4 separate regions of the Homo sapiens genome follow, and all the other regions are linked to region 1. Evidence: chromatin contacts called from ENCODE Hi-C data. All regions are on one chromosome and are shown on one strand. Each heading gives the region's core, a stretch centred on a gene start or an enhancer-like site at or near the end of the contact. The rest is flanking DNA. Distances are from core to core; before and after follow the strand shown.

Region 1 (3,458 bases), core at 380-2,879:
AGCAGCAAAGGACAGAAGGAGTTATCAAAGTATCAGGCTTTGTAAATTGCTAGCAAAGACAGTTCACAACATCATCTCACCAGAAGAGCTCCAGCATCTTCCCATCCTAGGTTTTCTGCAGTGAAGCAGCAACCACCAGGGGAAGCATCTGGAGCATGGCTGTGGGGTACACAGCAGGTCTGCGTTTTTCAAGGCTTGCTCCACTGTTTTTATTTATTTATTTATTTTAAACAGGGTCTCACTCTGTCACCCAGGCTGGAGTGCAGTGGCATGTTCTGGGCTCACTGCAACCTCCACCTCCCAGGATCAAGTGATTCTCATGCCTCAGCCTCCTGAGTAGCTGGGAACACAGGCTTGCACCACCATGCTCAGCTAATGTTTGTATTTTTATTAGGTTGGTGCAAAAGCAATTGCATTTTTTTGCCATTACTTTAATGGCAAAAAAAACGCAATTGCTTTTGCACCAACCTAATAGTGGAGACAGGGTTTTGCCATGCTGGCCAGGCTGGTCTTGAACTCCTGGCCTCAAGCGATCTGCCCACCCCGGCCTCCCAAAGTGCTGGGATTACAGGCATGAGCCACCGCGCCCAGCCCATTGTTTTTATTTATAACCCTAAGACTATCCCTCAAACCCTTCCCAAGCTCTGCCACTATCCTATTTAGAATCTCTTTATTTCTGTGTGGCTTTCTTAATGAGGCTAGAATCTGTAACGAAGACATTTGTGAGGGAAACAGGCAGAGCTTAAATATTATGGAGACTTTCCATCATTTGAATGCATTCTAGCCATATCTTTAATTACTTGTAAATATAATTGGGAGTTATTTTTTTCCCCTGATTCTGTCAGTCAGCCATATAGCTCCTATTTATCTTGTTAACCAAGATGCTTAAAACTTTTCGGGTATGGCTGGGCGCGGTGGCTCATGCCTGTAATCCCAGCACTTTGGGAGGCCAAGGTGGGTGGATCACCTGAGTTCAGGAGTTCGTGACCAGCCTGGCAAACATGGTGAAACCCTGTCTCTACTGAAAATACAAAAATTAGCCGGGTGTGGTGGCATGCGCCTGTAGTCCCAGCTACTTGGGAGGCTGAGGCAGGAGAATCACTTGAACCCGGGAGGTGGAGGTTGCAGTGAGCCGAGATTGCGCCATTGCACTCCAGCCTGGTGACAGAGCAAGACTCTATCTCAAACAACAATAACAAAAAGAAAACCAACCAACCAAAAACAAAAAAAGCGTTTTGAGTATGTATGGCATAGACCTTCTTCCTGTTTTTAAAGCTTCTTAATACATACAGGTGTAGCTTTCATGAGTATATATACATTTCGCTACAAATGACTATTGGTTTTATTCTAACACAATAGATTGCCTTTTAAAAGACGCCTACCTTTTCATTTCCTTACAGTCTTTCCTCATTTTTCAGACCCAGAATCTCCACAAAATGCCTTACTCTACTATTCAGTGGGAAAGTAGTAATGTTTAACCCTTATGAAACATCTCTCGGTCAGGTTTCAGTCCCAGTGATACCAGAACCAGGGAGCGAAGGTGGTTACAACTGAGTGATGTAATTCCCTAGAGACATGGGTTTCCTTTGTCTCAAGCCTGGCAGCCTAATTAATATGCTGAAAACACCTTAACTCTAACTGGGCTTGAGACATTTGCAGAAGATGACTTTCAGCTGCCTGCAGGAGCGGCCAAAGGAGCCTGGGCCTTGCTTTTTACCAATCTTAACATCATCTCTCAGTCTGCAGACCAGCTTTCCATTTTACCACATTGTTGACATCCTCCTTCAAGAGCTTCACTTCACAAAAAAATGTGGTGCTCTCTTTTGTCTTCTTAGTCTCATGAAGCATTGGGATAAAAGCCTGAAAGCTTTGCATCTAAAGAGTTAAAATAATTTGCATGGCAGAATCTCAAATCTCGCTGCTTCTCCCTGCCAAAGAGGGAGAAAAAAAGAAAGCAATAAGGAGGAAGGGAAAGCGGGAACATCACTATTAGAAAATCAATCAGTTCCTGGAAAATAATCCTCTTAAATCCTTTCCTAAAGGTGGGGAGAGCCCTCTTATCAGGGTTTTCAGTGAAATCTATAGCAAGGTCTGGCAACTCTGTCATGGTTGATAGTCTGCATTTAGTCCTATTTATCTGGATTTCAGGATCATCCTATGGAAATGATCCACGAGTACAATTATAGGAGTACTTAGTAATTTTATCCTTTTACTCATTAATATTAATTAGTGCTTGGAGGGGAAAGAGGACAGGGAACAGCTTCTCATATCCAAACTAATTAACTTCGTCTAGCTTGTATGAAAGTGAGAAAGCACTTTATTAAAAACCATAAGGTAAGCTCTCAAGGGACTTTTATTTTCTGCTTAGGCTAAACTATGATAACATTTGGCTCTTAGTGAGCTCCCTAAAATTGCCAGAAAGAATAAAAAAAATTGTGGCCAGGAGATTAAAGACTCCTGCATGGTTTCCAAGACACCCACTGTATTGGTGGTAACGTACGTTTGATGTTTTTATGCTATTCTGGAAAATGAAGGGTAGTTTCCAAGCCACCTATTTAGGACATAATAATGCTAGAAATGAAAAGGAAGATTAAGGCAATGGTAGTCATTGTTACTTCTTTTTAGTAATATATGTTGATACGTCATCTATTGACACTGAAGCGGTGAGTTAAAATCCTTTTTAATCTAATGCCTAAAAAATGTATTCGTCTCCCAGTTAGAATTGGGAACATTTTAAATTATTTATTTATTTTTTGAGACTGAGTCTCACTCTGTCACCCAGGCTGGAGTGCAGTGGTACAATCTCAGCTCACTGCAACTTCTGCCTCCCAGGTTCAAGCGATTCTCCTGCCTCAGCCTCCCTAGTAGCTGGGATTACAGTTGCGGGCTACCATGCCCGGCTAATTTTGTATTTTTAGTAGAGACGGAGTTTCACCATGTTGGCCAGGCTGGTCTCAAACTCCTGACCTCAGGTGATCCACCCACCTCGTCCTCCCAAAGTGCTGAGATTACAGGCATGAGCCACCACACCTGGCTGGAACATTTTTTTAAACCAAAGATTTCATTAGACATATATTCCCCCTGCTGAATCCCACATTCTTTGACTTTTTTCCAGTTTTTCTTTTTTTTTTTTTTTTGAGACAGGGCCTCATCTGTCACCCAGGCTGAAGTGCAGTGGTGCAATCATGGGCTCACTGCAGCCTCGACTTCCCAGGCTCCAGTGATTCTCCCACCTCAGCCTCCCAAGTATCTGGGACCACAGGCATGCACCACCATTAGCCTGGCTAATTTTTTTTTTTTTTTTTTTAAGATGGAGTTTCCCTCTTGTTGCCTAGGCTGGAATGCAATGGTGCGATCTTGGCTCACTGCAACCTCTGCCTCCTGAGTTCAAGTGATGCTCCTGCCTCAGCCTCCTGAGTAGCTGGGATTACAGGCATGTGCCATCATGCCTGGCTAAT
Region 2 (3,458 bases), core at 273-2,772, 780 kb before region 1:
TGGCCAACATGGTGAAACCCCGTCTCTACTAAAAATACAAAAATTAGCCAGGCGTGGTGGCAGGCTCCTGTAGTCCCAGCTACTGGGGAGGCTGAGGCAAGAGAATCGCTTGAACCCAAGAGGTGGAGGTTGCAGTGAGCCCAGATTGTGCCACGGCACTCCAGCAGCCTGGGTGACAGAGTGAGGCTCCGTCTCAAAAAAAAAAAAAAAAAAAGATATAAATTGGCTATGGTTAAGATCTAATGAAAGTTCATTATAATGCAAGGAAATTTGGTTGTTTCTGTGGCATACAACATTTAAAATACTAACTGAAATTATGACTTATAACATTACATTGGGACATATCTTGGATAGGGAGGACATTGACAAATTTCCAGGGACTTGACACAATTTCTGAAACAATAACATTTTACCCATACAAATATAACCTAGAGAAGGTTAGTATCTCTTTCTCTCTCTCTCTTTTTTGAGAGAAGGTCTCTTCCACCAAGGTGGGAGTGCAGTGGCCTAATCATGGCTTACTGCAGCCTTGACCTCCTGGGCTCAGGCGATCCTCCCACTTCAGCCTCCCTAGTAGCTGGGACTATAAGTGTGTGCCATCACACCCGGCTATGGTGTGTGTGTGTGTGTGTGTGTGTGTGTGTGTGTGTGTGTGAAAGCAAGTTTATTAGAGAAGTAAAGAAACAAAAGAATGGCTACTCCACAGGCAGAGCAACCTAATTTTTGTATTTTTTGTAGAGGTGGGTTGGTTGCAGGGTGCAGGGGTGTCTAGGCTGGTCTCAAACTCCTGGGCTCAAGCGGTTCTCCCACCTCAGCCGCTCAAGGTGCTGGGATTAAGGTGTGAACCACTGTGCCTGGCTAAGTAGTTCTCATTTGACATTGCTTTCCATGTGATTTAATGTAACTTTAGAATTTTTATAGCTTGTATTATTATTTTTTTGAGACGGAATTTCGCTCTTGTTGCTCAGGCTGGAGTGCAATGGCGCGATCTCGGCTCACAGCAACCTCCACCTCCCAGGTTCAAGCGATTCTCCTGCCTCAGCCTCCCGAGTAGCTGGGATTACAGGCATGCGTCACCACGCCCGGCTAATTTTGTATTTTTAGTAGAGACGGGGGTTTCTCCATGTTGGTCAGGCTGGTCTCGAACTCCCGACCTCAGGTGATCCGCTCGCCTCAGCCTCCCAAAGTGCTGGGATTACAGGCGTGAGCCACCGCGCCCGGCCAGCTTTGTATTTTAAATTTAAGTCAATGGACTATTTTGAATGAATTTTTGTGAAACTTGTAAAGTTTGGATCTACATTTATTTCGTTCCGATTAATAATTTCTTTAACATTTTTGAGAAAGACACAGGATAGTGGGCCCCATTTTATTTTGAACGTCCGTAATCATGGCATTGAACGATCTGAATTTAATTAATTCAACCAGACAGCCAGGAGGGGGCACGCGGCCACCGCTAAACAGTGAGCGAGCGCCGAGGGCCCCGCGCTGCCCCAGATGACCAGCAGGGGGCGTGCGAGCCGCCTTGTCGGACCCCTGAGAAGCCCCCACCGCCTCCGTGCTCCTACTGCGGCCGCCAGCGCCGGGCCCGCAGTGAGGAGGAGAACCTCATTTTCCTCAACACAGATCTAAGGGGACACCGCCTCACTTTGAGACAACTTGAGGCTGCGTCAGTGGTGAGTAAAATCCTTCCTGTCACAGTCCTGACTACTGAGGAGCAGTTGGTCTTCAGAACCCCCAGTAGAGGAAGGGCTTCATGTGGAATTTTGGAAATAAAAAACCCCGGTTTCCACCACACAGGAGGTCCTTCTCAACAGCTAAGACACAGTGGCTGCTAGTATAATACCACGCAGCAGCCTTTTAATACTAACATCACATTCAGAGGCTTACCAGGGAGACTGGTTTCCTAGCTTTGGCTGAACTGGATTTGGGTCAGGCTTAGCCTCTGGAATGAAGTTTGGTGTCACCTCTGCTTTACTGACGCGGTATTGACGTGGTTGATTGATTGATTGATTGATTTTTTTTTTCTAGAGACAGAGCTCCCTATGTTGCCCAGGCTCCAAATCGTGACCTCAAGTGATCCGCCCGCCTCAGCCTTCCAAAGTGCTGGGATTACAGGCCTGAACCACCATGCCTTAGCCTTATTTTTCATTTTTTAGACAGTCTCAATCTGTCAGGCTGGAGTGCAGTGGCACGATCATAGCTCACTGCAGCCTTTAACGTCTGGGCTGAAGGATCCTCCCGTTTCATCTTCCTGAGTAGCTGGGACTACAGGCATGCACCACCAAGCCTGGCTAATTTTTAATTTTATTGTAGAGAAGATGTCTATGTTGCCCAGGCTGGTCTTCAGCTCCTGGATGCAAGCGTTCCTCACGCAAGCGAACCCAGCCCACATGGTTGTTTAAAAAAGTAATTACTGAGGTCAGGAGTTCAAGACCAGCCTGGCCAACATGGTAAAACCCCGTCTCTACTAAAAATACAAAAATTAGCCGAGTGTAGGGGCAGGTGCCTGTAATCCCAGCTACTCCGGAGGCTGAGGCAGGAGAATCGCTTAAACCCAGGAGGCGGAAGTTGCAGTGAGCTGAGATTGAGCCACTGCACTCCAGCCTGGGCGACAGAACAAGACTCCGTCTCAAAAAAAAAAAAAGTAATTACTTTTTGAGGCTGGGCGTGGTGGCTCACGCCTGTAATCCCAGCACTTTGAGAGGCCCAGGCAGGAGGATCACTTGAACCCAGGAGTTCGAGATCAGCCTAGCCAACATGGTGAAACCCCGTCTCTACCAAAAAATACAAAAATAGCAGGGCATGGTGATGTGTACCTATAATCCCAGCTACTCGGGAGGCGGAGGCAAGAGAATCTCATGAACTTGAGAGGTGGAGGTTGCAGTGAAATTGCACCTTTGCATTGCAGCCTGGGCGACAGAGGGAGACTGTCTTAAATAAATAAATAAATAAAAGTAATTACTTTTTGATAATTTCATTCTTATGGAAAACTTGCAATAGCAATACAAATCCCTGTCCTTTCTATCAAAGTCTCCAGTGGTTATTGCTGTACCAGATTTGTAATTTCACACAAAATACTTGTTTTTTTACCCAAAGCAGGGACACTCTCCCAGGTAACAATCACTCTCCCCTTTATCAGGAAATCGACAAGAATTACAAAAATGACCTGGGCGTGGTGGCACACGCCTGTGATCCCAGCTACTCAGGAGGCTGAGGCAGGAGAATCACTGGAACCTGGGAGGTGGAGGTTGCAGTGAGCAGAGATGGACCCAGTGCACTTTAGCCTGGGGGACAGAGTGAGACTCAGTCTCAGAAAAAAAAAAAAAGAAAGAAAGAAAAAGAAAAGAAAAAGAAATTAACACAGTGTCCACATGGCAATCCAGTCCTCAGACCTACTTTGCTTCACCACCTGCTCCAGTGTGGGTGGGAAAAAGATTATCTGCATTTAAAAATTTTTT
Region 3 (3,458 bases), core at 697-3,196, 590 kb before region 1:
AATTCTTCTGTTTTTTTTTTTTTTTGGTGGTGGGGGAGTATGAATGTGGCTTTCAGAGTTGGATGTTATAAAACATAGTCATTTGGAAGTTGGGAACTTTTTATTTTTGTTATCTTGTTTTTAATACAGGATGTTTGCCACACGAGTCACTCGAGAGAATCTCTGAGTCCTGGCGAGGGCTTTCTGAGGCTTCGTGTGTTAGCAGCTGTTGTCTTCCAACTCAGCGGCAGGTTTGCCTTTCCCCACGGACACTCTGGACCTTGTAGCTCCTCAAGCTTCCCTGTCTATTGAGCAGATAGGAAGCCGTGTCAAATATGTGGCACCTTGAGGAAATGCCTAGTGAATGACAGTATGTCCTATTGTGCTCTAACTTTATTTCAGCCTTATTTCTTTTCTGAATATTATTTTTCATTTATCTTCATTTCCTTACCTATTTTCTTTTCTTCTAAAGTATGTATCTTTGTTAGCTCCATCATCCTTTTTGGAATGAGCAAGTATAAAAATAAGTAAATAAATAAGACCCATCCTAAGTATTTTAAGAAACCACCCTTTTGCGGCACACTTGCTACCTTGGTCTTAGCTCTGGGCTTTGGTGTCCTCTGGCAGTCCTGCTGCATTGCCTTCTCTCCCCCATCTGCCCACCCCTGTCCCAGAGAGATTTTTCTGTAGCCCCTCATCTGCAGAGTCCGACAGCTCAGGGTCGAGGGTCTTTCTTAGCAGTAATCACCCACTATGCTCTCACCCCTCCATTTCTGGACATGCTTCCTGTGGCTTCTCTCCTGCGCTTTACACTTCAGCAGTTCTTGTTTCTGCTCACTCTGCCTTTGTTTGTCATTTCCTGGATTTGAAGCTGTTCTGCTCTTTTCACCTTTCTCTTCTCAAGGTAAACTTCCTCTGTGAAACCTCCGCTGATGCCCTGCAGCAAGGTTGACCACTTCCTGAGTGTTACTTCCTCTCTTGGTGCATATGTCTGGTTGCACTAACCAGGCTGCTGCTAGCCCAAAGGCACCTTTGTGCAAATTAGAAAAAGACAACCATCCCCATCCCTTCTTCAAGATACTTTATAGTACTTCCAACTGTTGGCAAACTGTCTTAATAAAGATACAAATCTTTGATTTCTCTAATGTGCATGGTGCCCTACAAGGGTTGTGCAGTGCATAGCCGTGCAGTTGCATGTGATAGATCTATGTTATAATTATTTGTTTAATTGTCTGTATTCCCCTCAGGACCAAGGAAAATTCCTTATATCTTGATACTGTTTTTATATTCTTACTGTCTGACCAGATCAGACCCTCAGTAACCGTTTGCTAAACAAAAGAAGGAATGAAGGTACAAATATGTATCCACCTTGTCTGGAAAAATAGCAGGAAAGGCATGCCTGCCAAGGACTTTTACACTGAACAGTAAGAATATATTTTAGCTCAGAGACACTGTTTGTTTTCACATTTCAATATTGCTTTAATTAGATATCTTAAAGCTCGTGTACCACAGTGGTTGAAAGAGCAGATGCTGGAGCCAGACTGCATGAATTTGAATCCCAGTTCTACCACTTATTCACTTATTAGTGCACCTTTGGGCATGTTACTTAACCTTTCTGTGCCTCAGTTTACTCATCTGCAAAATGAGCGTGATGATAATAGTTCCTACTTCAAAGGGTTGTGAGAATTAAATGAATTATATAAAGTGCTTAGAATAGTACAAGACACATAATAGTCAGAGACAGAAGTATTAGGTATTATCAATATTGTTAAAGTCCATGTATAAGTTTACTGTACTATTGTTTCTTTTTAACTCTGAAGTGCTGTTTTCACTCTGTCACGTACAGCTTTTATTGCTAGCATCTTGCTTCTGCAGGTCCAGCCTCCTGTTGATTGGCCCTGTGTTTGTGCTGTGGTCAAAGCACTTGCTGTCTGCGGTTCTCCCTTGTGCACACCGGTTCTTTGGTTGCTGTAACAAAAACTACATAGGACACAGACAGGAAACCCGCAGGCTTTGTTTTTTCTTCCTAATTTGGCAGCAGAAGGGGGAAAAACCAGGGCCTTTCACAGACAAGGCTTGTTTTAGAGTTTAATTTTAACTTCTTGTTCGTGTTCTAAAGCTTGGGTTGGTAATAAATCTTGGCTGTATGAGACTAGAGAGAACTGGGCTTTAAAAATATGATTTTAATGTAAAATCTTTTCTAATTGCAGGACAACTTGCCTTTGATGATTTTCAAGAGAGTTGTGCTATGATGTGGCAAAAGGTAATGGAATGTTCCAGGGCCAAGTTCCCCACTAGAACCTGCCAGGGTATTCTCGAGTTAGACAATAGAAGAAAGTCACTCCCTGAATAGTTATGGGCTTCTCCTGGTCTTTAGGGTTCACTTGTGCTTTAACTTCACAGGAGGGATGGGCATTTTCTGCATTGTTTCCCACTCTGTCTTTCTCTCGTGTCTCATGCTGGCGTTGGAAGCTGTAACACTCTGGGAACCTCTCCATAACCCAGTCTGGCTGCCTCACCCTGTTGAGCTCTCTTCAAATTAAGCAAGATCTGACTAATACATTCTTCAGAGATGCTCTGACCGTTTTCATTATGAGAACTAAATGACTTTTCCCAGATCACATTACTGTAATTAACTTTACACTCATTTTGATACTCTTACATATTATAAGAGTGGATGGATGGTATGCTGTATTTACCGAGCTGGCATCCCTCCATCTGTTCATTCAGCCTGAGTCATAACCAGAGTTTCCTCATCCCAAGGGTGGTGCATTTTTCAAAATATGAAAGGAGCCAGTGACAGCTCCAGCCCATTCGCAGGCTTACAGGACCAGCCATTGCCACAAAGGATAAGCTTCCTGTTTACCAGTTGGCCTGAGACAAAGTGGTTGTGCTTCCTGGCCATGCGGGGCTTGGCACACAGTCTGGGCTGTGTCTGTCAGGATGGTGGGCTGAATGCTCGCTCTGTGCTGGGCTGGCTGGGGGTGGCAGGGCCCCCACAGCATGGGTCCTGGACATGGGCCACTCTCGAGAGGGCACCCTCAGGAGGGCACTCAGTTTGGCTTCAGAACCAACCCTGGCATTTGGAAAGGAAGCAAATGAGGGAGGGCGGTCTGGCCTCCTTTCTGGCTTCCTTAATGCTTCTTTCCTTTAGGGGTCCAAGCCGGGCAAATCCCCTTGGCACAAAACTGGGAATCCTACAATAAATTTGTATCTTTTGTTTTTAAGTATGCAGGAAGCAGGCGGTCAATGCCTCTGGGAGCAAGGATCCTTTTCCACGGTGTGTTCTATGCCGGGGGCTTTGCCATTGTGTATTACCTCATTCAAAGTAAGTATCCTGCTAGCCGCCTGCGGCCTGACCTCCTCCTAGCCTGCTCCTGCTCCTCCATCAGAGGAAATACTTGAGATGCTTTGTTTAGATTAGAGAAAGGAGGAGAGGGTGATTTTAAAGGCTAGTCCACCATTTCGTTGGCTATAGC
Region 4 (3,458 bases), core at 146-2,645, 530 kb before region 1:
CTGGCAATAATGCGAACATTTACTGAACGCCATGTGGCAAGCCCAGTGGTATGCGCTTGACAAGCATGGCATCTTCAGGCCACCTCTGAGGTAGGTACTGTCATCATTATACGATTTTACGGATGAGGAAAGTGAGGCTGGAGAGTCTAACCCCTCCAAAGGCAAACACAGCAAGAAGGGCACGAATATGAACTCAGGTCTGCCCCCAAAGCCAGAGTATTTAACAACTTCTTCAAACTGTTCTCAAGGAAGAGTCGCCAAACCCCACAAAAATCACTCGATCACCCCTCTTCAGCATACAAAATGTAAAGCATCCGAACAGCCTGCACCTGCAACTTTACAGACCAAGTTGTAAGCTCTCTCTACTCCCACAAAAAAAGGGTGGGCTAGCGTGGGGTGGGGGGAGAAGGCAAGAATCGGTTCCCAGCAAAGTAAAAAGCGAGAAAAGGGCCAAGCGCCCACGAAAGAAACCAATCTAAACTCGAAGCAAAGGGACCTAAATGCTTTAGAACTAAAACGGCAGAAAACCAACCAAGAAAACGAAAATGAATTCAGCAGAAGACCGACACAAGGTAACAGAGCGCCGGTGCAAAGGAAGCGGTCACAACGGATGCTGTATTTTATTAAAACCACACAGGCAGACCAAGAAAGTCGCAAGAGTTGAAGGAAAAATGCAAAGTCGGCTCCACAGACCTCTGGTTTTCAGACCCGCTGCTCGGGGTGAAAGGCAGAGCGCGGCCCGCACCTTCTCTCGTTAAATAGCCATTCGAAACGCCACAGAGAACGAAAGGGCTGAGGAAAGTGTCCGCGCCTCCGGGACCGCCATCGAGTTACCACCACTCGCTTGCTGGGCGCGGCGCGTGGAGGGGGCGCTGGTGCGACTCGGCTGCCCTACTTGCCGTCGGCACCCAAGTTTGTGCCAAGTCACAACGCGCGTTATCGGCAGCAGCAACGCCACTTCAGCCTCGCCGCCGCGGCGCCGGCACTTATCGGCGCCCACGTCCCGCCCCGCGCGTCCGGGAAGGTTCCGCGCCGGGCCCCGCCCGTCCTCACCTGCCCAGCTCCCGGCCCGGGCACAGGCTGTAGCCGTCCTGGAAGGGCTCGGTGCGCACCACGGCGCGTATCTCTGTCAGCAGCCCGCGGGCCTGGGGCGGCGGCGGCGGCCGGCACGGCCCGCTCAGACCCCGGCCTGCCCGGCCCGAGCCTGAGGTGGCGCCTGGGGAGGAGCCGCCGCTGCCTGGCTTCTCCAAAGGGATCATGGTGTTCAGGCCCGCTTCTTTCCTGGCCGCCTGTTCACTCCGAGCAGCCGGAGGGTCACGGACCCGCCCCCGGCTCCTAGTGCCGGTCCGCGGAGCCTTCAAACACCCGCTCTCCCCAGCGCGGCGCTCGGACTGCGGCAGGCAGACTACCGGTAGCTCGGGCCCGCCCCGCGCCCCGCGACCGGCCCCGCCCCCGTGACCGCCCCGCGCCTGCCCTGCACCCTGCTTCTGGCCCCGGCCAACCCCTCCCCACGTCCGCCCCGCGCCCGACCCCGCCCCGGCCTCACTCCGTGGCCGCCCGCCCCCTCGCTGAGCTCCCGCGGGGTCCTGAGCGCCCGATGCCTCACGCGCGCCCTCTGCAGCTCAGGGGGAGAAGGTGCAGCTTTCGGGACGGCCCGGAGGCTGGAGGCGACTCACAGCACCACCCTTTGGCCAGGACAGCCTACTGCGTTAGCAGAGTTGCGCACCTGTTGAGCGTCTGAGAGTCACAAAAGCTGACCTTCGGTTAATAAAAGGCATTTGAGCTGTAAGCGGGACTTCACGTGGTGAGGAGGGGAGGGGTCTGGAGGCACTTCGGTTAATAAAAGGCATTTGAGCTGTAAGCAGGACTTCACGTGGTGGGGAGGGGTGATGAGATCCTGATCTCCGTACACTGGGAGAGGGGTCTGGAGGCAGAGTTGTATAAATATTATTAACCCTGCACACCGGCCCTATGAAATAGACACTATTATATTGTCTGTAGTCGTCTCTATATTTACTTTCGAGGTCCTCTCATCCGGTCTTACGACTTTAATTACCATCTATATGCTCATGACTACAGAATTTGTATCTCTAGCTTCCAAATATTCCCTGAACTTCAGACTGGTGTATTTGACTATGCATTTGGCATCTCCACTTACATGTCAAATTAGCATCTCAGACTTAACATACACAAAAGTAAGTTGCTGATTGGTCTTCATGAATGCACTCCTACCCAGCTTTCCCCGTCTCAGTTTTCTTCATCTCCTTCCTTCTAGCTGTTCAGGCCAAAAATCTTGGGATGAGCATTGATTCCTCTCTCATGCTCATCTCCAGTTTGTCAGTAAACCCTCTTGTCTTTTCCTTCAAACTAGATGCGGCGTTTGATCACTTCTCTCTATTTCCACCTTACCACCATGGCCTGAGCCATCGTTATCTCTTACCTGGATTATTGTGATAGTTTACTAACTGGACCACCTGCTTCCATCCTTCTTTCTCCCTAATGTCGCATAGTTCATTTTCAAGGCAATGAGAGTGATCTTTTAAAAATCGAAACCAAATCACACCACTGCTCTACTCAGACTGTCTCAGTGGAGTTTTGCTTCTGGCACTGATATACTAGTTTATTTGTGTTCAATATTCTCACTAAGAAAAAATAGAAAAGTTGACAAAAGTTAAAAATTTCCTCTCCCAGCAAGGACTTGGATGACTGAAATCCTGGAAAGATAGGCAGCTCAGAAAGCCACCACTTTTCCCATGAGGTATTTGATGATTTTAAAGCCATGGCTGAAAGAGTGAGAAAGTAAGCAGAGCTTTCAGTCATCTCATGGGGTTGGGGAGACAAAAAAAAAATTGGAGTTTAGGACCTATTTATGATGAGGGGCTGGTAAGCAACTAGGCTTTCAGCTGGGACTCCGAAGAGCTATACCCTAGGGGTGTGGATGAACGGGAAATAGACCCAAGGGCTGAAAACCAGCTTCAAATGGCAACAGTAAATATTCTCTCTGGGGAAAAAAAGCATCATTCAGAGCAACACATTACCCATATAATATTTTATACACCATGTCTGAAACTTAATTTAAACAAAGGACACAGAATTGTCTTAAAAACTAAGGGAAAAAGAAAACAGAAATAAACACACAGAAGATCCAGATATTAAAGTTTAAAGACAGATTTTAAAATAATTCTGTTAAATATCTTCAAGAAATTAAATTGCAAGATAAAGAGTTTTCAGCAGAGAACTGGAAACTCCAAAGAAGAATACAATGGAATTTTGGAATTGGAGAAAAAAACACACTAACTAAAACTACTACAGAATTATGGGCTTAATAACAGATGAGATACAACTTAAGCAAGAATTAGTGAAGCTAATAAGCAAAACAAAATATGAAAAATGACATACAAGAGATATGAAAGAACTTTCTATAAAAGAGATAAGGTCTCAGAAAGGAGACTATGACA

Evidence for each region. A loop is a pair of places that touch in the nucleus more often than their neighbours do. Pooled maps may share reads with other maps.
Region 2: a pooled map shows a loop between it and region 1 (3-fold over the local background). The contact joins two enhancer-like sites. A Hi-C loop is called at or near these places in 2 of 37 single-sample maps with no recorded cell type and 5 of 50 pooled maps.
Region 3: a pooled map shows a loop between it and region 1 (9-fold over the local background). The contact joins two enhancer-like sites. A Hi-C loop is called at or near these places in 5 of 37 single-sample maps with no recorded cell type and 4 of 50 pooled maps.
Region 4: a pooled map shows a loop between it and region 1 (3-fold over the local background). The contact joins the promoter of STK17A here to the enhancer-like site in region 1. A Hi-C loop is called at or near these places in 3 of 37 single-sample maps with no recorded cell type and 5 of 50 pooled maps.

The regions. Positions count from the first base shown.
Region 1 is chr7:43,053,027-43,056,484 of GRCh38, reverse strand. No RefSeq gene overlaps it. Among named protein-coding and RNA genes, the nearest start is that of HECW1, 58 kb to the left of the region's middle. Within about 2 kb of position 1,629, at least 2 of the 41 ENCODE cell types and tissues checked have a DNase peak (open chromatin) inside an H3K27ac peak, as active enhancers do.
Region 2 is chr7:43,837,080-43,840,537 of GRCh38, reverse strand. No RefSeq gene overlaps it. Among named protein-coding and RNA genes, the nearest start is that of MRPS24, 31 kb to the left of the region's middle. RefSeq lists a silencer at 1,367-1,446. Within about 2 kb of position 1,522, at least 7 of the 41 ENCODE cell types and tissues checked have a DNase peak (open chromatin) inside an H3K27ac peak, as active enhancers do.
Region 3 is chr7:43,647,384-43,650,841 of GRCh38, reverse strand. It overlaps COA1 (cytochrome c oxidase assembly factor 1), which reads left to right. Exons shown (of 6, transcript NM_018224.4): 2 at 2,190-2,242; 3 at 3,208-3,307. The coding sequence starts at 2,228. Among named protein-coding and RNA genes, the nearest start is that of STK17A, 66 kb to the right of the region's middle. RefSeq lists enhancers at 715-804, 1,447-2,308, 2,578-2,872, 3,171-3,458. Within about 2 kb of position 1,946, at least 40 of the 41 ENCODE cell types and tissues checked have a DNase peak (open chromatin) inside an H3K27ac peak, as active enhancers do.
Region 4 is chr7:43,581,045-43,584,502 of GRCh38, reverse strand. It overlaps STK17A (serine/threonine kinase 17a), which reads right to left and starts at 1,395. Exons shown (of 7, transcript NM_004760.3): 1 at 1,054-1,395. The coding sequence starts at 1,259. RefSeq lists enhancers at 306-415, 546-595 and a silencer at 996-1,775.